Regions from separate parts of the Mus musculus genome. Here regions 1 and 2 are each linked to region 3. Evidence: chromatin loops called from intact Hi-C (ENCODE). Cell type or tissue: left cerebral cortex. All regions are shown on one strand.

Region 1 (8,000 bases), 350 kb before region 3:
TTTGCATGCTCTTATGCTCATGTGAGGGTGTTGGCTCCCCTGGAACTGTTGTTAGATAGTTGTAAGCTGCTATGTGTGTGCTAGGGACTGAACTTGGGTCCTCTAAAGAGCAGATAGTACTCTCTGTAGTCCTGAGCTAATGCTTTCTAAGGGCCTAATAACTAAAGGTACATAGAATTCCTCACAGCCTCGGTCCTGGATAAGAAAGTTCAAGGTCTTTATGTCTGCTGCTTCCTTACCCACTTTCCCCCAAATCAGTGTGAGTGTACCTGGAACTTTTTTTTTGTTTTTTGAGACAGGGTTTCTCTGTGTAGCCCTGGCTGTCATGGAACTCACTTTGTAGACCAGGCTGGCCTCTTCTTATCTGACTTGTCTTAGAGCAAGTAAACAAGCCCCAAAGATCAAAACTCCTGTAGTTCCCTTTGGCTCCTTCCCCACCTACTCTGCCCTTTTTTTGTTTTGTTGTTGTTAAAGCTCAAGGACACATGGGTCACACCTCGGAATCATTCCAGTCCTAATTCTGGCTAAGAAAATCATGGAATTATTTCTGTTGAGGGGGAAGAATTCAGCCTAGGCTAACAGTTCTCAAATTCAAAAAACTGAGAATTTCAATACAAGTCTTGAGCTAACAGTTGTAGATCTGGCAACCCATTCCAGAGCTACTGAATCAGAAGGTGGGTTGGGCCAAGGATGCTATCTGGGAAGCATCCCAGATCATTCCGATTCCAGTGATCTGTGGACTGCACTAAACAGCACAAATAGCTGTCAATAGTTCTGGCAGAGGCTAGCTGTTTTCCGGTGGTGGTGAACAGGTGAGATAAGATGCTGGTTTATGATGGTGCAGAATGTGTGCTATGCTTGGTTTTCAATTCTCGCTATTCCTAGGTTAACTTAATTGAGCTATTTCACTCAGCAGAGACTTGAGATACCACAGATAAGAAAGAGGTTTAAGAGGGAGCAGTGAGTATCTATCTGGCTGCGTCTCTGTTATCCTCTCAGTCCTACTTATCTGAAGAGGCAGATTTATCAAAGGACAAGTAACCCTCCAGGGGAATAGCAGTGGGAAAACTGTTCCCCTTTCTTGCCACACCCGTTGGATAATTTTGTTAGGAAAAGACATTACACTATATTTCTGCTTTCCGAGTTTTCTACATCAACAAAGATTTAGACAAATGTCAATCTATTTTTTTGCTGTCTCCCTTGCTCTCAGGGTGGCTGGGGCTTGAACCATGAGCATTAAGCAAGTTCTTTAAAGAGTCTGATTACTGTGATGCTCTGGAAATTCTTGTGCACAGTGAGCCCAAGGGCCTGGGTTTCATCCTTAGCACTGTGACAGCTCTAAGTGTCAGGCCTTCCTTTTAGTGGCAAAAGGGATGAGTGAAGGCTGGCCATCGTAGACTTGACTTACTGGTTTTAGTTGCATCTTTAACATACTTGGTTCGAATATAGAGATCTAGAGTTTTAAACCTTGTTTTTAAGACATGGTTTATTTTATTGCTCCAGATAAAATGCAGTCTGAGGGTTGGGCGTGGTGGTTTACTATCTGAAATTCTATCAATTGGGAGACTGGGTAGGAGGACTGCTGTGAGTTTGAGGCCAAATGGTCTACAGAGCAAGACCTTGTCTCAAGAAAATAAATGTCACCCCAAGGGACCAAAATGTAACTTAAAAAATAAAGTGCATCTGGGCAGACTATCAGAAATGCAACAAAGCAAAACAGAAGGGCTAATGAGTCAGCCAGTATCCTTAAATTTACTTTGTAACTTCTTGGAGAAAATTCCTACCTAGCATGTGTATTATGGGGGGAAAAGCACACCTTATAAATGCCCTTCTTGGAAACAATCTAAATGAACAGGACTGAGTTATGGACTAATGGCTTGTGAAAACTCTCCTTGAGCAAGTTATTGAAGATCCTAACTGAAACAGACAGGAAGAGACTTAGAAAACCCAACGAGGGTGGGGTTGGGGGCGGCATTTGCTTCATCAGTAATGTAATTCAAAAGTTGCCAAGCCGATCAGTGGCTGAGTTTACCTTGTTTCGTTTCCTTGGGCTGAGTCTGAGAGTGTCCGGATTTAACCTAAAGAGGTTTGTGTTTTAAAAACTAACAACCAAGTAATAAAACACCTATAAAAGAGGTTTATAATGGAACTGGTGACAGTTCTGAGTGTAGTGTTACAAGTCTTCTGCTCTCCCCTCTTTTTTTTTTTTTAATCTGCTCTCCCCTCTTTTTTTTTTAATCTTTCATTCACCTCTGCCTTTTGTCCTGGCTTCTTCCTCACCTTGCTGCCAAGCTCAGAAGCAGAGGAAGCTCGCACACCAGAGTAGCCTTTGTGCATTTCTGTCTGCATGTGACAGGGCTGCTGCTGCTGCTAAGATAAGAACTGAGATTATTGGGTCTAACAAAGTACCTACATAGTTGAACAGTAGTTTCTAACGGGGAGTTGAACTCTGCTGCAGGAGTGGCAGTGGCATGAAAATGAGTCATTCAGGGCAGGGAGACTGAAATTCCTGCTCTTTGACATCCTACATCTCCTCATCAGGGGCCCCAAGAACGTCCTGATTCAAGGACAGAACTTCAGGCAACAGGTGGTTTTTCACCCCGGCCACCACACGGGGAAACTTGGCTTTCCCAGGGACATAGGTTTGTTTCCCTTCTTCCCAAAGGTCTGGGAAGAGAAACTGTTCAAACTCTGTTAGGAGGAGCCTTTTCTCAAGTCTACCTTTCTCATACTCTCAAGTATCTCTTACCAGCATCCCACCCAACTCTGGGAAGAGCAGGACGTTTTCTCCAGAGTCCGGAGGGCGCTGCAAGGCATGTGGGCACCTTTAGAGTAGCCTTGCCTGGGCGGCCAGAGGATCCCCCAGCCTCCCTCGTATGGGCCTCAGGAACTCCGGGGGCCCAGGGGAAGCCTGGAAAACCGAACTTCGCCATCAGCTTTCCTTACAGCGCTGGTTGGAGACGAGGGAAGGGCCCCCCAGCGGTCGCCCCCCGCCCAACCCCAATGTTATCCAGCTGCACAGTCCAGGAAGCACCCAGAACGCAGCTCCGAGCTCGCCAGCCTCTCCCGCAGGCCGGGAGAGGGCATCCTGAGGGGCAGCTTCCCTCTCCAGCCTGCGTCTGACATCCCCACTCCCACCCGAGGATGCCTGTCCGCAGTCGCTGAATGTCACTGCTCCCTCTTCCTCCTGATCAGGGTAGAGACAGCTCCTGAGGCATCCCCCACCCCAAAACTGCCGCGGTCGCCCGAGGGTACAAGACCCGGGAGAAGGACGAAGTTTGGGGCCCACGGCGGCGGGAGGGGGGGCGCGTTTAAGAAGACCGCACCTCAGTCCCAGACCTGGCGGACACACTCCCCACCCCAAAACAGCCCAGGCGTCCCCATCCTTTCGGACACCGGCATCCCCGCCCTCCCCTGAGGGCGGTGAGCGGAGCCCCCCGGGGCGGAGGCAGGTACCCCCGGGGCGGAGACTGGGGCGGGCGGGGTCCGGGCTGCGCCCCCGGCCGGGCCAGGCGGGCTAGCGGGCGGCGCGGGGGGAGCGGGGCTGGGCGGCGCTGCCTCGGGCTCTGTGCGCTGCAGCCCGGAGCCGAGGAGGAGGAGGCGGAGGAGGAGAAGGAGGCGGCGGCGGTGGGTCCCGGGCGGGGGGAGCGCGGCGCTGCGGACCCGGGCGGCTGGCAAAGGACGAGGCGGAGGCTGAGGAAGGCAGCGGGGAGACCCGGTCTGCAGCAACAAAGGGCAGCAAGCGATTGGCCGGGCTGGAGGCGAGGTTAGCCGGGGACCGGGGTGGCCGGAGGCAGCGGCGAATAGTGCACGTGCTTGCAGACACGGGCGAGTGCGGAGCCGGGGGTGCACACCCGGTGGGTAGGGGGCTTGCTCCCCCTCCGTATGGGATGGCGAAGAGGCTGCAGTGAGATCGTTCCGCCTGCACCCGGCCTGAGGCTGGCAGGGTAGGGGGTATGTGAAGGGGGTAGGGTGCAAGCCAGGGGGCGGGCGAGTAGTCGCCCGGGACAGGACAGGAGAGAGGGTGGAGGAGGGGGCTGGATGGAACGCTCCGGGCGGCGCGCCCGTCCGCGCGCTCCTCGGCGGGAGCAGGCGACTGAGAACCTCGAATTTTAACTTCGCGTGCCCGCCCGCGCGCGCCCGCCTGCGCCCACCCCTAAATCCTGCGGCCGCCGCCAGCGATCAGCTCTCACACAAACTTTAGCTGCGGGCTAGGGGCTTTGGGGTTGAGTGGGGGAGGGGAGAGGAAAAAAGGCTTCTGATTGGCGTCGTGTACAGCCAATAAGGCCAAGCGCCTCTCCTGCGCCTAGATCCAATCCATTTCTAGAGGTAGAGGGGGCGGGTAGGTGGAAGTAGAGGTGGCGCGGTGTCTGTGAGAGAGAAAAAGGGCTGGACCAATAGGTGCCCGGAAAAGGCGGGCCCCGCGGTCTGTTGATTGGTACTGGCAGTCGACCCTCCCTCGGGGTGGTGCCGGAGGTGGGGGGGGGGAAATGATGGGTCGAGAGGTGTGTCTATGTGGAGGCGAGATGACCGGCAGGAACTTGCCCCAATGGGGGGCAGAGTGTTTAGCGAGCGGGTGACGGACAGACCCGTAGGCCAACGGTTGGCCCTAAGTGTTCGTGCTCTCGTCCAATGGAACGGCGCCGGGGCGGGGCCGCGTCTTGGGTTTAATGAGACTCCATTGGGCTGTAATCAGTGTCATGTCGGATTCATGTCAACGACAACAACAGGGGGACACAAAATGGCGGCGGCTTAGCTCCTACCCCTGGCGGCGGCGGCAGCGGTGGCGGGCGCTACGGCACCTCCTCCAGGCGGCAGCCGTAGCTTCTTTCTCAGGCAGATTCAGCGCCCCCGGCAGGCGCGGTGGTGGTGGCGCGCGGCCAGGTCTGTCACCCACCCCGCGCGTTCCCAGGGGGAGGAGACTAGGCGGGCGGGGGACCGACGGGGGGGTGGCCTGGGACCCTCGACGCCCCTCCCACAGGCCCCTGCGCGAGGGTCACCGCGGGGCCGCTCGGGGTCAGGCTGCCCCTGAGCGTGACGGTAGGGGGCGGGGGAGAGGAGGGAGGAGGAATAAGCTCCGCCCCTGGCCGAGCCTACGGGGCAAGGGGCGGGGCTCAGGAATGGAAGGGCGGGGCAAAGTCGGGAGGGGCGGGGCAGAGGGATTCTAAGGCTTGGGCTGGGAGGGGATTTCTGTGCAAGAGTGAACTGGTAGGATGGATGGAGGGGTCGGACGAGGGCGTGGGCAAGATTAAAAGAACGGGAGATGAGATGGGAAACGGGAGGTGTAGAAACAGGTGTAGAAGGGGGTGTAGGGAGGGGCGAAATTTTGGTGGAAGTGGGAAGGGTACCTAGGACTGTGTGAGGGCTGGTGAAGTGCTGCAGACTGGCGAGATTGCCGTTAACTGGGGACACACTAAGGATGAATTTGGGTGTGGTAAATGAGAGAGTATTGCTGAGTTGGTGTTGGTTCGTCTTGGGGATGGGTTCATGAGGCGGGTACAGTTTCTTTGGTGGAAGAATCAGGCTGAATCCTCATGTTGGCATAGGATAGTGGTTTGCTGGCCCATGGTAAATGAAACATTAAGAAAACAGAAGGAAGGATGGATTAGTTAAGTTTGGGAGATTTTCTAAGGTAGCAGAAGAGACTTTAATGAGCAGGGAATGGAGAGAGGCTGCTTGTAATTTGCAGCAGTATATTAGAACATCTCATCAGGACAGGTGATTCAAAGTTAGGGGAAGGCTGTGGCTGTGAACGAGGGCAGCACTGAGCAATAGGTCTGGGTGCTATAATTTGATGGACTGTGCCCCCAGTCTTCATTGAGCCAAGAAAGGTTATGGAGACTTTAATTTTGATGGCTGGGGTTGTTTGGAGTAAACTTCAAGCCTAGTCTTGAAGGTGTGGCAGGAACAGGGAGAGCATAGAGTGTCCCTAGGAAGAGACATGGATGCTTGCTACCTTGGGCAAGAACATTTGGTATTTTTGAGTTTGGTAGGACTTTGGTTTGGGCACAGTGCAGGGAGTAATGGGACCTGGCAGGGTAAAGGCAGAAGAAGGGCAAATTAGTGACCTGCACCATGGAGGAGTTTGAACAATTGCAGTTGGGAGAAAGAATGTTCATGTGAGAGTAGTGGAAGTTATGAAGGAGCAGTGATAAGGAATTACAGTTGTCAGCAATAGCTAGAGACCCAGTGAACTTGGGGTGGAGATACCAGGAAATTCAAGGGAAAGAGTATGCACAGATTTGTATGGGCAAGAGGTAGAAGTAGCGCATGGGACTTTAGTTGTGTTAGTTCTTTGTACTCCAGTAGTGTGTGCTTGTGCACACACATACATGCAGATGTATGCAAACACATTTTGTGCATTTGATGCATACAAGTGTGCACATCCAGAGGCCAGGGCACGACATAGAATGTCTTCCTCTATCTCTCCCTGCCATATTGCCTTGACATAAAGTCTCTTACGAAGTGGTAGTTGGCCATTTTTGCTAGGCTGGCCGGTCTGCTGTCGAGCTCCTGGAGGCTGCCTGTCTTCACCTGCTCTTGCTGGGACTCCAGGCAGTCTAAACCACGCTCAGCGTTCACCTGGGTGCTGGAGATCCAAACGCAGGACCTCCTGCTTTCCATGCTGTGCCCGCCAAGCCCTCTATCTCTCCAGCCCCAGCGAAGTGGGTGTTTGTAGAAAGTACATTCTTCCTCATACTAGTATACCCTTCATTTCCTGATGCAACTCTAAAATACACTTGACTGCTTGCTTATTAGAAATTTATTATACATGTAGCAGAGTGAATGTGAGCTGTTGTTTTTAAGGAGTAATGGGTAAGGAGCCTGTAATCCTTGGTCATCTTTGGCTTTTGAGGTCAGCCTAGGTAGTAGTTAAAACCCTGTGTTTAAGTAAGCGAAGAAAAACTGAGGAAGGAAAGTTTTAACTTAAAGGAAGAATTTAGGTGACAGGGTCAGCTGAACTTTGACCTTTCGGCTGTACCTGGGCCTCTGGGTGGATGCTGATGATTGTGTTGTGTTAAGGACTAATGAACTACTTGTGGAAACAGGTGGACGCTATCAGAGGTAAGACCTGTGAATAGAAAGTAAACAGGATGGGTGAAGCAGATATGACACTTATTTATCTATTTATTTATAGACAGGGCTTCTTTCTCAGTAGCTTTACAGTCCTGAACAGTCTGACCAACTCACAGAGATTGATTGCCTCTTCCTCCTCAATGCTGGGATTAAAGGTGTGTGCCACCACCGCTGGGCTCTAACAAATGATTATAACATTACTTTTTTCTTTTTTAACAGTTATTGAGTGTGTGTGCGTGCATATGCTCGTGTGTGTATATGTTCATGTGTGTGCTTGTATGAATGCCCACACACATGTGCACTGGTGCAACTTTGGAGTTCTGATTTCTTCACCACGTGGGTTCCAAGGTATCAAACTCAGATTTATCACTAAGTGCATTTACTTATGTGAGCCCTGTCACTGCACCTTTCTTAGACATTTCATTTCCCTGTTAGAAAAGTTTTAACCAAGTGTCTGGCTTGTAGTTTCTAAGCTAGTTTTGTGAGTAATTGGCCTTTGATTTCCACATACAGAGCAATAGCTACATTTGTATCTAGAAAAGTCAGTTGGTTTGGGGAGACGTAGGAAGGTGGGTTGTAGTAAGAATAGTAAACTTTCGATAGAAGATTTAGGGCAGAGGGACATAATTTTCATGGTCTCTTCTGTTGTTGCTGAGTATTTTAGTTGTTTTTGGTTTGCTTGAAGCATCTCAACATACATATCGTGATGCACATGTGTACACATTTCTTGAACGTAGAGTTGCATTGTTGGTTTATAGGCAGGGCCGCCTCATGCTCTGCTCTATATCTGTTGTCTCAGCATAATCAACCTTTTTGGCTTTGAATGAAGAGCTGTGTGGTTACCCTTGCTAGAGCACTAGAGTGTGTATTTGTCGTACTGCTCACTGGTTAAACTTTCCCAAGAACACTCGCTCCTATTGCTT
Region 2 (8,000 bases), 1.2 Mb after region 3:
TGACGTCATAATGTTCCCCGGGAAAACCTTCACATGCGCTTCTCAGCCCCATCTGTTGCCAGTCAGCCATCATATCTAACTGCTTCCACTAAGGCTCCATTATGTGCCAACATCTGTGAGAGAGACTATTGTGTTAGAGGTCCATGAGGGACATTTATGATCCAAACCACAGCAAGATGGGCAGCAGTGAGAATCTGGAGGTCCCTAATACACTCGCCATTAACTTCTCTCCCTGCCCTGAATGACTCTTCCCTGTTATCACCATTACTGCCATGTCTAAAACCATCTTCATTGTCCCAAAATCCAAGTTGATTGAAAAACCTGGTCTTCCTTCTCTTTTCACCCATCTTGATCTATCATCAATCCCAGAAATCTTCTGCTGAGACCTAGGGTATAGGATACAGCCACTACAGCTTGTTTAGCAATGACCTTGAGGCTCGGAATACTGGTTTCAGAGGAGGGACTGGCTTTACACACTTTCTAATGCAATAACTCTAGAAAATCTCTGCATTCTAAGGTGGGTGGGCAGCTTCCCCTGGAGCCCCGTCACTTTAGATACTTTTCACTTATGGAACATTCTGTCTTGTTTTGCCCTATCTTCCCTCTATGGCTGTCCCCATTACTTATTCAAACCAATTTTTAATTGCATAGCATTGTTGGAGGCCGACCAAAAGTTACATCATCTTCCTGGGGTCATGTGGGCTTCAAAGGCAAGAAGAGAAATGGCTCAGGAACACCCCTTCCCTACCCCAGCACCACAGAACATCATGGTGACAGCCTCACTTCTCCTGTCTGCCCCACCTCCTCCATTACAAGTCTTTCTTCTCCTCAACTAACCACTGGTGCACAGGGAGTGTAATATCCACAGTCTTGGCCCTCAATTACCGTAATGGCTTATAATGAGATTTTGGCCAAGTAGCAGGTAGCTGGTTATTGCTTCCTGCTCAGCGTGGGCAATGTCTATGCTGTTAATTTGTGTTACTGAATGTGGCTCAGAGCTGGGCATCAAACTGTCAGAGCCAGATGTATTCTATTAGGCTATACTGGACAATAGGCAATCTTTGTTTTTCCAGTATGGAGGCATGTTAACTTACCACAGGGTGAATCCAGACAAATAAGAGTCAAACTAAAACAAGGGGGTGATATCTTAAGTCATCAAAGTAGTACATTCCAGGGACAGATAACACCTGGCATCACCTACTGTCACTACTGTTTCTCTGCCTGGGACTGCTCCATTGACAGGCAAAAAACAAAACAAAACAAAATAAAACCTTCGTAAGATTGCTGGGGAGACTGGTAACTTCATTAAGTTTTAATGAGGCTAACCCTAATGAAGGCCTTTCTAATGTACTTTGTATTTACTAGGCTTTCATCTTGAGCAAGAAATAGGGTCCAGAAAGTTTCTAGTGCTCTTGTGTGCTTCTTTGTCTTGATGTACACACATGTGTGCATGTATATATACACACATACATAAAAGCATGTGTCAAGAAGGTGGAGGATGGGTAGTTGAAGACATTCAGGAGTACAGTTTGTTAGTGTCCAAGTATTGTGATTCTGCAACAGTAGACTTTTGGACACACACTTTTGGACAGAGAGAGCTAGAGGCAGGGGTGGGAGAAAGAAGAAAGGAAGGAATGAAGAAGGGGGGAGGGGTGGGTAAGAGGAAGGGAGAGACAGACAATGTAAATTTCATTCAATTAGATCAAATATCAACAGATCCTCTTTGTTTTTCTTTGAGAGAGGCAATTTTGACTACCCTAGAACTAAGAAAGATTATGATATCATCTATGGAGAACCAGTTCACTTGGATTTTAATGGAGGGCAGACGGAGTTTGGGTCAGTGTGCTCAGGGAGGAAGCCCTTTAGGGGCTTGAATTACAACAATCTCAGTTGTTACTACATTTGCTTAATTTCGTCTGAGAGTTCCATCCTGCCCCTCCCTGACCTCTTTTCTAAAAACCTGGGTTTATTTTCAATAACTCCTTGGATAAATTTCAGCCCAAGGAAGCACACAGAACTGTAGAGAAAGCCCTGCCTCCACCTTTTGATGCTAGCCCTCGATGAGAACAGATCTGAAACCAAAATGTGAATGTCTTCTTAAGAGCACAGCCAGCACCCCTGTTCACACTCTGCCAGGAAACCCCACTTCTCAGGTGTGTTCATAGAGGGGCCTGGCAGCTTGGAGGAGGAGCAAAGATATCTGGAAAGCTGTTTTCCCAATTCCCCCTGCTCTGTACTTCATAAATCATGTTTTACAGGCTCACCCCCAGTCCTACCCCATTCTCTGCTTTCTTCTCCTGTTAATGCAATCAGCATGCCACTAAAATAAAACCCCAAAATGGGAGAAAGCTTGAATGTCCAAATATTGTGCATCTTTTTTTTTTTCTTATTTCAGTGCTGAAGTTTGAACTAAGGGCCTGATACTGTGCTAGACAAGAGCTGTCCCTCGCTTCAGTCAGTCATTACTTATCTGTTTTAGGTGCCATTTGTTTTCTGGCTGCTCTTGGGAAGCAAATAAAACTTCTATTTACTAGAGTGCAATACAGTAAGATCTTCAACTAGCCAGATTCTTTGTGTCTCTAACTTTAAATATGAATAAAAATGAGGGCATTTACTTTACCAAAGAAAAGGGCAGGGTGGGGAGGGGCCTTTAGGTTGTTCTAGAACAGACTTTCTTAAAGATCATTCTGCAACATTATCTGGGAATTTTCCAAAAGAAACAAATTTCTCGTCCCAGACTCAGACCCACTAAATTGGAAGTTTTGGGGATGGTCCCCATGGAGAGAAAGTCAAGGAGAACCAGTTCCTAGGGAGAGGACACCCAACTCTTTGGCATGTCAAATGTATGGGCTCCGAAGCACCCTTAGGCCATTGTGCTCAGTCCACAAATATCAACTTAGATATGGGGAGACGTCTCAGTGGGAAGCAAACCTGAGGAGTCATGTTCCATCTCTTAAGACAAGCATGCGTGATAAAGCCAGGCATATTGCTATGTACTTATCACCCCAGCCTAGAGAGTCCTGGAAACCCACTGTAGCTGAATGGGTAATCTGTAACCCCCCCCCAAAAGGCTGTCTTAAAAGATAGAATAAATTGAAAAAATGACAGATGAGGCTGCCTTCTGACTTCCATCACCAGTCTATACAAATTATTTGTTGAACACCTAAGATGTAGCTTGGGCTTGGTGGTGTGTGTGTGAATCTGCTGTCTGAACCCTTCTGAAGTCTGTGCAGAGGAAGGATGCTGTGTTTCTGAGTAGCATTCACTTCTCCCACCCCCACCCCCACCCCCATCTTACTTCCTGATTGTGTCATCCTCACTGGTAACCCTCAACTGCAGCCACTCTGGCAAATCTAGTGAGACTGTTGCTTTTATGGGTGAGAGAGAACTCAAAGTTTCCACTTAATCATGAGATAATAATCTAATTAATTAACTGGGCCCCACCTTTCCTTTGTGGCTGCTTTGTCACACGACTGTTACATTGAGAGAATGCCTAGAAAGAGGGCAGGAGCCCTGTCCTGCTTGCTAGGGCTTCTGCTGCACTCTGCGCTGTGTTACTTGGGGTGGAGGGAGAAGAACCAAGTAACTGGTTTTTGTCATCTTGGGTTGAATCCTCTCAATTATTTTCATTCCATGTGATTTTAGTTTAGAATGCCATTTCCTGGACTTTAAAACCAGGTTGGGCTTAATATCTGTGGAAGCTGCACATACCAATGTCTCTTAGAGTATGGGAGGTCACTCGGTTGCTGTTCTCAGTGTGAGTGATGACTCTGGACTAGATATTCTGAGAAGGGACGGAAGACACTCATTGGGTTTTAAGCAAGAAAAACCTGCCTTTAAAAAAGCAGCAGCCATGATTTCTGTGTATTGACCCAATGGTCACTTGAGTCAAAAAATAAAAATAACTTAAAATATGCTCCCAGAGAATGGTAACTCCACGCCAATGGATGTCACTTTTCTTTGGGGGAGTGCCCATGGTACAAGTGCTTTTTGTTTCCTTTTTCTAAGAGAGGATCTGTTTTTATTGGTTTGCATGCTTCTTTATATTTGTGCAGGTAGTATTTAAAAACAAAAAACAAATCCAAAACCAAAGCCCTGAGCTAAAACTAACCATGGCTGGTAAGGAAGACTAGTCCCCTGAAACGGAGGCAGAAGGAACCTAAATGTGTCATAGAGAGGGGGGCCTTTGGTAGCCTCAGTCCCAGATAGCCTTCAGCTCAGATTGGGTAAACATGACATATTGATCATTACAGAACGTGTAATTGGTGACCACAAGCACAGTGTGGCTTTAATGGCCTTCCCTGAATAGTTGCCCTTATTTATTTAAAGAAAGCCGTGGCTGTTTCCTAACTGCATGCTGCCCTCTAGTGGCTACGATTCTGACTTCAAAAGATGAAGTGGAAAGGATAAATACAGAGATATTGGGAGTGGTGGAGGGGGTGTGATTGTGTCTCTGTCTCTGTCTCCCTTCCTTCCTCCCTCTACTTTTCTTTCACCCCTCTACTTCTCTCTCCCTTTCCCTCTCTTTCCCCCTTCTTCCCCTCTGTACTTTCCTCACACACACCCTCTGGCCCCTGTCTCCTTTCTGAAAGATTTCTTCGTTCTCTTGAAACAGAAACATGAAGTCTTCCCACATGAGCACTGTCCATTTTGAATGACAGCCAGGGTGAGATCCATCCAGGAGCTGCTGGAAAGGCACCTGATGAACTACACTTGATTTGCATCCCATCTTAGCGTGCACCTTGGAATCTAGCCCTTCTCACATCCATTATGCCCCTCTTGCTGGCCCACTCTACAGCTCCTTTTGCCCTCCGTGAAGAAGCAGCAAAGGATGAGCCAGTGTCCTGTTGGTGGTGATCTTTGAAGTTCTCGGGAGGCCCTTGTGCCTGTGAAGAAGACTGAACAAATAAATAATACACCTGAAAAATAAGCTATAAAAGCAGAACTTAGCATTATGTGTCTGACTAAAGAGTTCAGGGAAGGACAAAGTAATGCTAACAGCTGGGCGTAAGTAAACTGCTCTTTCGGACATCAGGAAGAAGGGTGTTCTCTGCTCTCATTTTTTATTTGGGACAGAACAGAACTGACAATGCAAAGGCAAATAAGTAAACAAACAAAGCTTGGCCCAGCAAGATTTACAAACTTATTTCTGAAGAGGGAGGGGACTTGTTCAAGCAAGGAAAGTAGATTTGGTCTCTTATTTCTACCATATCTCATTCTGATCAAAATTCTGTGAGTGGAGGTGAGAGATAGATGCTGGCTCCGAGGGTCTTTCATAGAGGGCCTGCTCATATTGCAAACAAATTGGAAAGGACATGTGAGCAAAGGCCCAGTGGCTCTCCTAACTAGGATTCTTAGTGGATACATGTTCTGTGATGGTTCAGAAGGTCTGGAGTATCTTTCACCTGGCCATGATATCCGTGGGCTCAAGGAGAGACAGCAGGGATGGTGCCTGGGCGTCTGATCAATGGACAAGGATGTCTAAAACTTGCATACACAAAGGGAAAACTGGTCTTGCTATGTAGAAAAAGTGTGTGTTTGTGTGTGTGTGTGTGTGTGTGTCCTCCTGTCCTCCCTTTCCTAACTCCTTTTCCTCCTAAGATGACAAGCCTCATTTCAACTGCCCTGGGAGCCCAGAGCATATTTCCTACAGACTCTGCTTTATGACATGTCAACCTGTCTGCTCACTCTCACCCTGAGTTGTCCAGCCTCCCTGGTCTGGAGGCAAGGATGCTTGCCCGTCACAGTCACCTCACTACAGTTAGAGCCTTTCCCCCTGGTGTTGTGCTTCCTTCAGATACAGGGTGAGGCCTGACATGGCCCAGCATCCGGCTGAGCAGGCTTCACAATCTAGACTCTCAAGGGATAGTTATGAACCACCCTTCAGGCCATCTCAGTGTTTGAGCACTGAGGCCAAGCACACATTTCTCTAAGTTTAATCTGAGAGGCTCTTTGTCTGCATCCTAACCTTTGAATTAATGGCCATATTGTGAGATCTGACTCTGTGTTCACTGTGTTTACAGAAAGCATCCTGTCATAACCCCATAACTTGAATCTTGTTTTACATCTAGAATGTCCACATTGGGCTCCAGGTGCTAAGAAACAAATAAAAGCTGTCCTTTAATTTATGATAAGCATTGCCAGTAGAAATAATCAGCCCGAGGAAGAACTGGCATCAATGGAACCTTGAATCTAATATGATTTGTCATAGATAAAAACACTGACCCGCGATTTACATCCCAAGATCTCGAATTCATAGGGTGGGATTAACCTTGGTAGAAATAATGAAAAAAATAAAATGAAATCAGCCAGAGATAAACATGGTAAAATGTGACCAAACTTTCCCAGACAGCTCAACCTCTCCTGCTGTAATTCAACAACACACAAATTTACTCTGGGAAATGGGGCTCTTACCACTAAATGATGGCAGAAAAGATAAGACGTCACTGGACTATATTCATAGTTTGCAAAAGCCGGTAGAGGAATATTACATGGGAATGAAGTCATACTCTTCTGAAAGTAGAAAGGAGAATATTAAGAACAGAAAATATTTGACTTGGTATTTAAGAAGCAAGTAAGGAGTTAAACTGTCAAAACAGAACTGTGCATAACTGGCACCTTCTCAAAGGAAAATTACCAGGCAAGTTTACACATGTTAGCACATGTAAGCCAGAAGCCAAAAATATCCTGCAGGCGAAGATGGCAGCATTCAGTGACCACCCCAACACAGTGGCAGAGTCTAGAATAAGCATCCCCTGGTGCTTCTCATTTGTATAATACTGGATGGCGTGTGTGGAGGTGGGTAGCCAAAAGCAAGGACAATGTCCAGTGCATCCTCCCCAGACATGGGAAGGAGAGCCAGCAAGTGTCCTTGCAGCCGTGGTACCCACACATCTTCAACTGAAAATGCTGACTACAAACCCAGATATCTGCCTCAAGTCTTAGCCTACTAGTTTGGGAAGGAGGGAAGGGTCACCCATTCCTTTTTGTCTGTCCCCTGGATCAAGTAGAAAGCTTGTTTGAATTCTAAGCTGGGATTCAGAGGCCAGTGGAAGACAGTATGTCTAGGCATGAAGGAAAGGCATGAACTTTCTTCTAGAAAAAAACTGCTACCAAGGATCCTTTCCCCTAGTTTTTTTTTTTTTTTAATCTCTCTTCCTGTCACTTTGCCTTGCTTATACTGAACTGTGTGCAGGTCCTATATGCCTGTCAGCCCTGCTAACTACCTCTTAGATCCTCAGGGGAGCCAGTAACATGTCATGTGGCTGAGGTCGAGGTAAACTGTAAGGTCAACTGTAAACTGCAGGCGTTTCTTCCTTTCCTAGGTACCATTTGACTCTTATGCAACAAAAGCCCAGGCCCATGGGGAATGGGAGCGTTCCTTCTGGTCCATGCCGTTTACATCTCTGAGAGTCAGAGAGCATTCACTTTCCTTTTGCTGTAGTCTTGAGGGGAAGGTATTGAGAATGAAAATGCCATCGGCATTGAAGAACAGAAACCCTAGCCCTTCCCACCCTGCCTCTCCTTTATTAAGGCAGAGATTTAAGCTGCCTACTTTTTTTAATGTTTGAAATGTAAGAAGGTCATATCAGAGGTTTAAGATAAAAGGGTACAGGGCTGGTGAGATGGCTCAGTGGGTAAGAGTACCCGACTGCTCTTGCAAAGGTACGGAGTTCAAATCCCAGCAACCACATGGTGGCTCACAACCATCTGTAACAAGATCTGATGCCCTCTTCTAGTGTGTCTGAAGACAGCTACAGTGTACTTACATATAATAAATAAATAAATCTTTAAAAAAAAAAGATAAAAGGGTACAGAACCAAAATTTCCAAATTTGAAAGGATCTGTTTAAAATGTTTATGCAGAGGTATATGTTCATGTATGTGTATGAATATGTATGTGTAAATTCTTAAATGTATTTAGCAGATTGCCATTGCCTAACCTCATCTGTACCACACCCTGTTAGGACTGGGTATTGGAAGTGGAGGAGGAAGGATATA
Region 3 (8,000 bases):
AAATGTGCTACCCACCAATGATGAAATAGACGTTTATGAAAACCGTGCCATGGTGTGCATGTTTGTTTTATGTTCCTTTTAACATTGACTATTGTACTGAATGAGATGGATCAGTGGCTGTTTTAAGATGAGGTAAAAGATTTTTTTTTGTTATATTCACCCATCATTAGAATTACTTTGGTAACCCCAAACATGACAAATTATGAATAAAACAAGTGTACATAACTAATGGCTCACGTATGTGCAGTTACAGATTGCCAGCCTAGGGTCTAATCTTCTTGGCAAATACTTTTTTCTGGTGAGCATTTTGCTCTTTACCTAAACCTGTGCAACCAAATTCCTTGTGTCCCTAGCATAATCCACGAGGTCTTTGAGATTACAATAAAATACAAGGATACATACTTTAATACTCTGCAGTTTCTAAGTTTGTGCAAAGTTAGAGTGAATCACTGTTAACCCATGGATGATGAAGGGAGATGCAGGGGTGGTGCTGAGTGGCTAAATAGGCATGCATCCCCTTCCTTCTGAGCCACGCTACAGAAAGTGGAGCCTGGGTAGATGGAAGCAACAGGCCAAGAGAGGAGAAAGTGGGCACCATTCTCTTCTATTGACAGCGTTGAAAAGCTGAGCTGGGGTCTGGACCAGGCAGCCCCCTTCGCCATCACCTGGGTGATATGTATTACCTAGTGATCCTGGTTGGAAAAGTAGGACCGTGCCAGCTTCCCTGGGGAGGTGGTGTGTCACAGGTGAGAGGTGAGTGTCACTTCTGAGGTGTAGTTTAAACTTGAGAGGACAGCTAAGAAAATGGGTACTTTGGGACTTACCCAATAGAAATGGTGCATGTTACTGCCCTGTGACCCTCAGCTAACAAGTGTTCTTCATGCTGGCTCTGCTGAGCGAGTGGACTCATGTGGGCTACCAGTGCATCAAAGGCACTTCAAAATGGATTGGACCAGGTCCCCTGTGTGCACCTCAGTATGTACTTGTGACTTGTGAAGAAGGGGTAGGGCACAGCTAGTCCCCAGAGGGTTGGTGGTGTGTGGCAGGGACTCAGTTGTGGGCTCACACATCTGTACTTGTAGCAGCTGCTAAGTGCACATCACTTGGGCCTTTCTTACCCCAGAGTGGCAAACCTGTGGTGTCCCAGAAACTGTCCTTTCTGCCTCAGTACAAAGAACTTTACCTTTCTTCTAGAGCAGCAAAGCACCAGGCCTCAGGTCAATAAAGGTTGGCTCCTTATAGTGTCCCCCAAAAGGACAGTGCTGCAAAAGCTTCAAGTTCCTGAGGTTTCTTGAATGAGGTTGGCTTCCCACTCTGTCTGCTTTGCACCTTGGCCATCAGTCTCCTCCCTTAGGACTTAAGGGGATGAGGGAGCAGATAGAAATGCCAGCCAACCTTAGGTCCTGTAGTCTGGGCTTCCACTGCACACAAGTTAGGCTGGGGAGGCTTCAGCCCTGTGAAAACATGAGTAGACTGCCAGCTATAAAAGGCCCTATCTCGACATCTCTGTGGCATGTGGCTGGGAGGCCAGAGACAGATAGGGTCTTCCCTTATATCCAAGCCTGTTGGAACTCTACTCAGTGAGTACAGCTAGGACAATTTATTAAAACTATGCGGTCAGATAAGGCCACAAGCCTTGGTGCCAGGGAGACCTGCAGGGAGGGAACCCTCCACCAAGTGAACGCTGGAAGAGGATGCTCAGAAGGTCGCGTGTCCAGTACCTTTATTGTCAGGTTTAAAAGTCAGGTCACTGGCTGGGGGTCTTAGGTTCTCACACCCAGGCCCTAAGCTTCGTGTTAACCCTAGATCTTAAAGGCCAAGGAGAGGCCATCATCCAGGGGCAGGAGGCTGATGTAGACCCTGGCGTCCCTCAGGATGCGTTCGTTCAGGTTCCGCACACATTCAACAGTCTTGTTCCTGGGCTGAGGCTGCAGCACTTCTCCGCGCCACAGGACCTACAGATGGAGGGGCGGGGCCGTCGGAAGTGGGGGGTAGCCGACCCAGAGCTTTAGCCAGGAGGGGCGGGACCTATGATACTCTGGGTGGGCTTTGGGGCGGGGCTGGGGGGTGGGGTGGGAAGAGCTGAGAAGAGTGGGTACCCAGCCACAAGAAGCAGCAGTTTTGCCTTAGCTAGTCCTTACTCTGAGTACAGCGAGCACGCCTCCGGGACGTAGGAGCTGCAGACAGCGCTCGTAGTAGGCGGTACAGTTCTCTTTGTCCGCGTCCACCACGGCTATGTCGAAGGTTCCGGCCTCGCCCGCCGCTAGGAGCTCATCTTAACAGGGACAGAGGGCATGTGCCGCTGGCTGAGCTAGGGTCTCAGCGGGCTGCTCAGGGTCGCCAGTTTTGTTCCCCGGGGTTGGACAGTGCTGTCTGGGTCCCTCCCGCACTGGTGCTCACCCAATGTCTGCAGGGCGGGCTGCAGCCGAAGGTCGATCTTCTGCTCCACTTCTGCCTGCGGAAGGAGGCCGGTCAGGCCGGCACGCCCCCGAGCCGGAGCCCGAACGGCCGCAGGTGTGGGGCTCTCACCTGCTTCCACATGGGCCGTCCCAGCTTCGGGGGCTCTGCGTCAACCTCGCAGGTCACCACGCGGCCAGCCTCCGGAAGCGCCAAGGCTAGGGCCAGGGCCGAGTAGCCCGTGAAAGTACCTGTGGAAGGGGACACTGTCAAGCTCAGTTCAGGGTGCAGGGCTGCCCTGTGACCCTGGTTTCCAGAGACCATGGCTGCGTGTTCCTACCCAGATCCAGAGCTTTCTTGGCCTTAATGAGCCGCGCCAGGTTGGCCAGAAGCTGGGCCTGTTCACAGGTCATCATGGAATCCCCCTGCGGCTGCTCCAGGGTCAGCTGTGTGGGGAGAGGGAGGTGCCATTCATACCAGTCACCCCCCCCACCTCCCCCCTGAGGTTTTGAATCATTCAGGGGCTCGGTGGCGGGTGTGGCCTAGAGGGGACAGGTCTCAGGGAACCCGGAAGCCCAGAGAGGGTTTCTGCCTAGCTCAAGGTCACACAGCCACGTGAGGTCCACCACGCTGGAAGTGGGGAGCCGGTTCTCGGTCCCAGTCCTACTGACCAGTCGCAGGCTCCGCAGCGCCGGGTGCTCTCTCATGGAGCGGCTCAGCAGATACTGCCACAGGGGATTGTCCTCAGGTGGCAGCAGGCGCTCTTGCCGCCTGGACCCCCATGGAGGCCACCGTTTCCCTGCCGGGGAGAGGGTGCCGAGTCAGGGCCTGCATTTCTGACCGGGTTCTCCGGCTCTTCTCCGCGCCCTCCTCCCATTCCCCGGACTGCAGCAGCCCAGCCCAGCTCACCCAGCAAGAGACCAGTAGCGAAGGCGGCGCCCAGCGCGGCCGAGCCCAGGGCCAGTGCGGCTGGGATAGATAGCCGAGGGACGGGCTGAGCCATGGTGCAGGTTAGCAGCGGCGGCGGAGGTCACGTGTGCTGGAGTAGCGAGGATGGGACTGGGACCAGTAAGCCGACAGGGCTCCACCTTGTCCGGGCCCTGCCCACAGAGCCGCGTCCTCGGGCACCATCTGGTGACACATGGCCGTATTGCAAGGTCAGGCTGAGAACATCTCGCCACCCGGTGGCTGCATGCGGAACTGCGTCGGGGTATGGAGTCATCTCTGCACCAGGGCTCTTGTGAGCATGGGGAGAGGGGATAAAGTGAGTGTGGCTAATGGAGGAATCCAAAGAGACTCGGGAATGCTTGCTGGAGGGGTGCCCAAGTTAAAGGAACCAAGAACCTGGTTTAGAGTCACCTGGTTTCCAAGACAGTATCCTTAGTGGCTGGGATGCTGGGTGTAGCTTTTTTGTGTGACGGTCCGTCTTTCCGAGTCTGTTTCTTTTCTGTAAAGCAGGTATTACAGCCTTACTACGATAGGCACGGGATTCCTCGCATAGTAGGTGCTCAATAGTGGTACTTGCTGTTATGGTCATTGGCTAGAGAGGGTTCCTTGGGAAGCGGTAGCATCTTGGCAGGCAGCAGCTGAGTTCCCCTTGCAAGGCTATCTGCTAGACCGGTGTTCCCTAGACATTTATTGAATATCTACTATATGCTGAACTCTGGTGGAAGCAAAAGACTGTGGTAGTTTATGACTTGGAAACAACTGGACAGGTACAACTGGAATGCAGTTCAAGTGTTACTGTCCCTCTTTTTTCTACAGTGAAATCCTTTCTAGACTTCGCTCACAGGAGACTCTGCTGACCTGCCCTCAGGGACCTAGCAATTGCTTAAGGCATCACCTGCCCCGCCCCCCACGTACGACAGGTATGTGCCACAGATAAAAAGACCCCCACCCCACTCCAGTCCTTTGGCCCCCTTCCCCCCTCCCCTGGCTTCATTCCCATCTGTCTGTCTACATAGCCACTTGCCAGCCTCTAGTCCTCTTCTCCCAGTAAACCCCCTTTATACCAGAACTGTTGCACAGTGTAATTTCTCAGGGGTGCACCTTGCCTCGGGCCACCAAGAATACTGTCTTGCAGAGTTATATTTCACAACACTCACTGCACACAACACCCGATGGAGTTCCGGTTGAAAACACCCGCACAGTGTGCCTCACACACAGGCTTAGTAGGCTATTGGTGCTGTCTTTAAGAGCTGGAGTCCACAGGGCCTCAGAGGTGGTTGCCCTGGAAGTCTGTTTCTTAACAACACTGGCCAGGCCCGGAGACCCTCCGGAGGCAGGCAGACAGGTGCAGGATCAGTGAGAGAGCCCTAGACCTGGCCAACTGAAGCCAATGCTGCTAGAATCCCGGGCCTCGGAGGTGAGGGCAGGTCTCCAATCACAATCAGGGTAGACTGGCTTCTTGACCTATCAGCATCTGTGCAGGGTGCAGGCAAACAGGAGGGGAACCTACTTTCTCTAGGGGCAGGGCGGGATCTCAGCTGCTTCTCCTAACTGCTCCTGGAACAGGCCCCTTAGACAAGCTCTTTCTTCTTGTTGACTCTCAATGACTTGAGAGTCCTGAAAATATCTCTGAGTTTGAGTCATGCTCTCCAGGTAAGGCCCGAAGAAATGTGAGTTCCTTTAGGGCTGAGCACACAGCAGGCACTAAATACGTGCTGGCGGGGCCACACTGCGGCCAGTGATAACAACGGGGCCACACTGCGGCCAGTGATAACAACGTGACAACCGGAAGCTGTTACTTAGCACCTGCTGGGTACCAGGTGCTCAACACCCAGCCATCCCTTGAAGCAGCGGTGTTGTTCCAATTTTCAAGAGAAGGAAAGTCCTGAATTGATCATCTCTCCGAGCTCACTGCCTAGCGCCTTGCCCTCCTAAATTTCCACCGTCTTTATCAGTACCTCCCTGGGACGCACACAGAGGGAAGAGGCAGCCGTGTCCCCGCTAGGCCTCTTCAGCGGGCTTGTGGCACCGAGTCCTTGTCCTTAGCCGGAGCCCTCTTCCCCATATCTGGGGACCGGGATGGCTTGCAAGTTCTCAGTGCATCTCACAGCCTTCCTCCTGCAACCTGGCTCCAGGCAGGAGCGGTGGAGGTGGGGGAAGCGGGCGAGGAGGGAGCCATGTCACCATATATCCCAGTCAGATTAAAAAACTAATTTGAAAAGATTAATGCCTTCCATTCCTGTTACGCTGGCTCTGATACCTCTGGGCCTGTGGCCGCTCTGCCTCCTGATTATTGAATTTTTATGGCCTGGTAATTAATTGCAGATTCCCTGTTTTGTTCTATTTCTTTTTCTCTGACATTTTAATTTCAACAGAAAGCACTGGTCTCTATGCAGATTCTCTCTGGAGACCCTAATGGTCTATAAAACAGAATGACTTATTCACGTGGCACCCACTTCAGCTGGCGAGCGATTGTTTGAAACCTTGCTGATCACGCAAAATTTAATTTTCCCACCTCCCTCTCCTTTTGGTCTTCATCTCTTGTCTCTTCCTATGCAGGGACAGTGCCTCTCGATCTTTTGCAGGGCCTTGTTGTAGGAGGCTGAGTCTAAAGTCAAGGCAGGGTTTGATCCCTTTCTTTGGCAGTGGGTTCGGAACTGGGTGCATGCAGATAAATGGGCATGTCTGGCCAAATTGGGTCATAGCTGTTCATAGACACAGGGCTGGGACAGACCCTTGTGCTTCTGCCCCATGCCTTCCGAATTCTGCTTCTTCCAGCCCTGCTGACATCAGGTGGGCTTGTCTCCTTCAGAGCCAGCGCCCTACCCCGCAGTAGCCTGGCTAGGACAGGGCACCAAGTGAAGGCAGAAGGTTCAATTGAACCGGAGGACTGGGAACTTGTGTCTCCAGGAGCCAGGCTGGTGAGACAAGTCAGGGGAGGGCGATAGGGCCCCATGGGGGCTGTCACTACAGTGCTCATGTTCCACCAGAGGATACCGGAGCCACTCAGTACTCACTGCGAGATAGAAAGATGGCCCAGTGTGGCCGGGGCTTCTGGGTCTTTGTTTGAATTCTTACAAACATCTGGGTTTGTTGTTTTAAACATTGTCAGTCAACCTATTTGAACTGTGACTGATTCAGCTCACAGGGGCTCCTACTCATTCCTAGTGCAAAGAGAAGTCACAGCGCGAAGTAGAATCCCTCAGGGTTGCTGGCTTCCCGTCCCTCTGTGGCCCCCAGGAACCTTCTTCGTCCCTCTGGGCCCTCCAGGGCCCTTTCCATATTTGGTTAGTTTCCCTTTATCCTGGGCTGTGAAGATATTCTTGGGTGGATTCCCAGGGCGTCCTGCCCCTGTTTCTCAGAGAAGCTTGCAGCTTGGCTTCCCCATGTCCGGGCCGGGACTGCCAGATTCTGAAGGGAAAGTTGGGAAAGTAACGCATCTTAATTTGAGGCTTTGGGAGGTCAGGCTGAGCCTCTGGGGAACCCTAGTGGACTGAGGAGGGAGGTAGACCATAGAACGGGTTTCTTGGGTTCCTCAAATTGACCGGGGAGGAACCCAGCAACTGGGGCACCTTCTGTGCTTGGATACTGGGCAGCTGGCACTGGCAACACCCAAAGTGCTTCAGTTTCCTCCTCGTTTGAGAGGCCAGATAGGGAAGCAGTAACGGACTCCAGAGTTAGATAGACCTAGGTTCAACTGTGGGACCCCAGTGACCCCAGCCTGCCTGAGCTCAGAACCTCTCAGATGGATAAAATGGGATTGTGACGGTTTGGCTCTTAGAGCTGCCTGTGTTTGGGGATACTGAAGGTGGAGCTTAGTTACAGAAAGCTGGGTCATTGTGGGTGTGGCAAGGAAGCGAATATTGGGACCCACCTTTCCTTCTGTTTCTGCTTCCCATTCTTCACGAAGTAAACAGCCTGTGGCAACTCCCCCTGCCACCACGAGGCACAGGGCCAGCATGTCCACACACAGCACCTTGCTGAATGACTATGGACCCAGAACTCTGAAATCTGACCCCCTTTCAAGATGGCCTCTCCCTGTATATCCCAGGCTATCCTTGATCTTCTGTTCTTCTCACCTTAGACTCTCAAGTGTCGGAATTACAGGGTCCATCACCATGCTGCTTTCGCTAACTTGGTTTTTTACATGTATTGTCACTGACTGCCGTGGGTATGGCGTTTTCTATTGCTGTATTATGAATATCCACAAACCCAGTAGCTTAAAAATACCAGTGCATGGACCTGAGTCTGTGAGGGAAGGAACCCTTGTGAGGTCAGCACTGTATACTCAGGATCTCCCGAGGATGGCAGTTCTCAGAGTGAGGGGGGCCTCTCCTCTAAGCGCGGGAGTTGTCTGCACAACTCACGTCCTTCTTTTGAGAGTTATCCACCTTGGAGGCCAGTCATGGCGTCTTCTGATGCCTCTGATTTCTCTGCCTTCTCCTTTGCTTCCAGGGACTCATGTGAAGTCTTCGTTATCTCCCCGTTTTCAGGTGAGCTGGCTAGGAACTTTAGCATCTTTTGCCGGTTAAGATAATGATCCAAAGAGTAACATCGACGGTAGAAGCCTTGGGGTCAGATTTTTGCCTGGCCCAAACTCCAGGCTTCCCCGAATGGTTATAAGGAGGCTGGCCTCCCCTTGCCTCTTTCCTCCA

Evidence for each region. A loop is a pair of places that touch in the nucleus more often than their neighbours do. Peaks named below come from ENCODE experiments on the same cell type or tissue, not always from the same donor. Only the 100,000 strongest peaks of a DNase experiment are listed, where the experiment ranks them.
Region 1: it touches region 3 in a loop (2.6-fold over the local background); 5 of 42 quality-filtered maps call a loop at or near these places.
Region 2: a loop joins it to region 3, with 4 times the contacts of the local background. A loop is called at or near these places in 2 of 42 quality-filtered maps.

What each region holds. Positions count from the first base shown.
Region 1 is chr14:21,496,195-21,504,194 of GRCm38, forward strand. It overlaps Kat6b (K(lysine) acetyltransferase 6B), which reads left to right and starts at 3,591. Exons shown (of 17, transcript NM_017479.3): 1 at 3,591-3,766. In left cerebral cortex, CTCF peaks have their summits at 3,054 (motif pointing right), 4,799 and 5,029; DNase peaks (open chromatin) are centred at 820, 2,830, 3,101, 3,727 and 2 more places; H3K4me3 peaks cover 2,944 bases; H3K27ac peaks cover 2,672 bases.
Region 2 is chr14:23,042,220-23,050,219 of GRCm38, forward strand. All of the region lies in intron 6 of Lrmda (leucine rich melanocyte differentiation associated), which reads left to right. All of the region lies in intron 2 of Gm10248 (predicted gene 10248), which reads right to left. Among named protein-coding and RNA genes, the nearest start is that of Gm10248, 48 kb to the right of the region's middle. In left cerebral cortex, a CTCF peak has its summit at 4,361 (motif pointing left); a DNase peak (open chromatin) is centred at 4,356.
Region 3 is chr14:21,845,473-21,853,472 of GRCm38, forward strand. Vdac2 (voltage-dependent anion channel 2) reads left to right here. Exons shown (of 10, transcript NM_011695.2): 10 at 1-407. It overlaps Comtd1 (catechol-O-methyltransferase domain containing 1), which reads right to left and starts at 3,438. Exons shown (of 7, transcript NM_026965.2): 1 at 3,307-3,438; 2 at 3,069-3,196; 3 at 2,738-2,843; 4 at 2,530-2,648; 5 at 2,401-2,455; 6 at 2,142-2,275; 7 at 389-1,955. The coding sequence starts at 3,400. The coding sequence ends at 1,803. A430057M04Rik (RIKEN cDNA A430057M04 gene) reads left to right here and starts at 2,106. Exons shown (of 3, transcript NM_176925.3): 1 at 2,106-3,607; 2 at 4,162-4,265. The coding sequence starts at 3,399. In left cerebral cortex, a CTCF peak has its summit at 3,572; DNase peaks (open chromatin) are centred at 1,962, 2,156, 3,528 and 6,670; H3K4me3 peaks cover 1,581 bases; H3K27ac peaks cover 1,766 bases.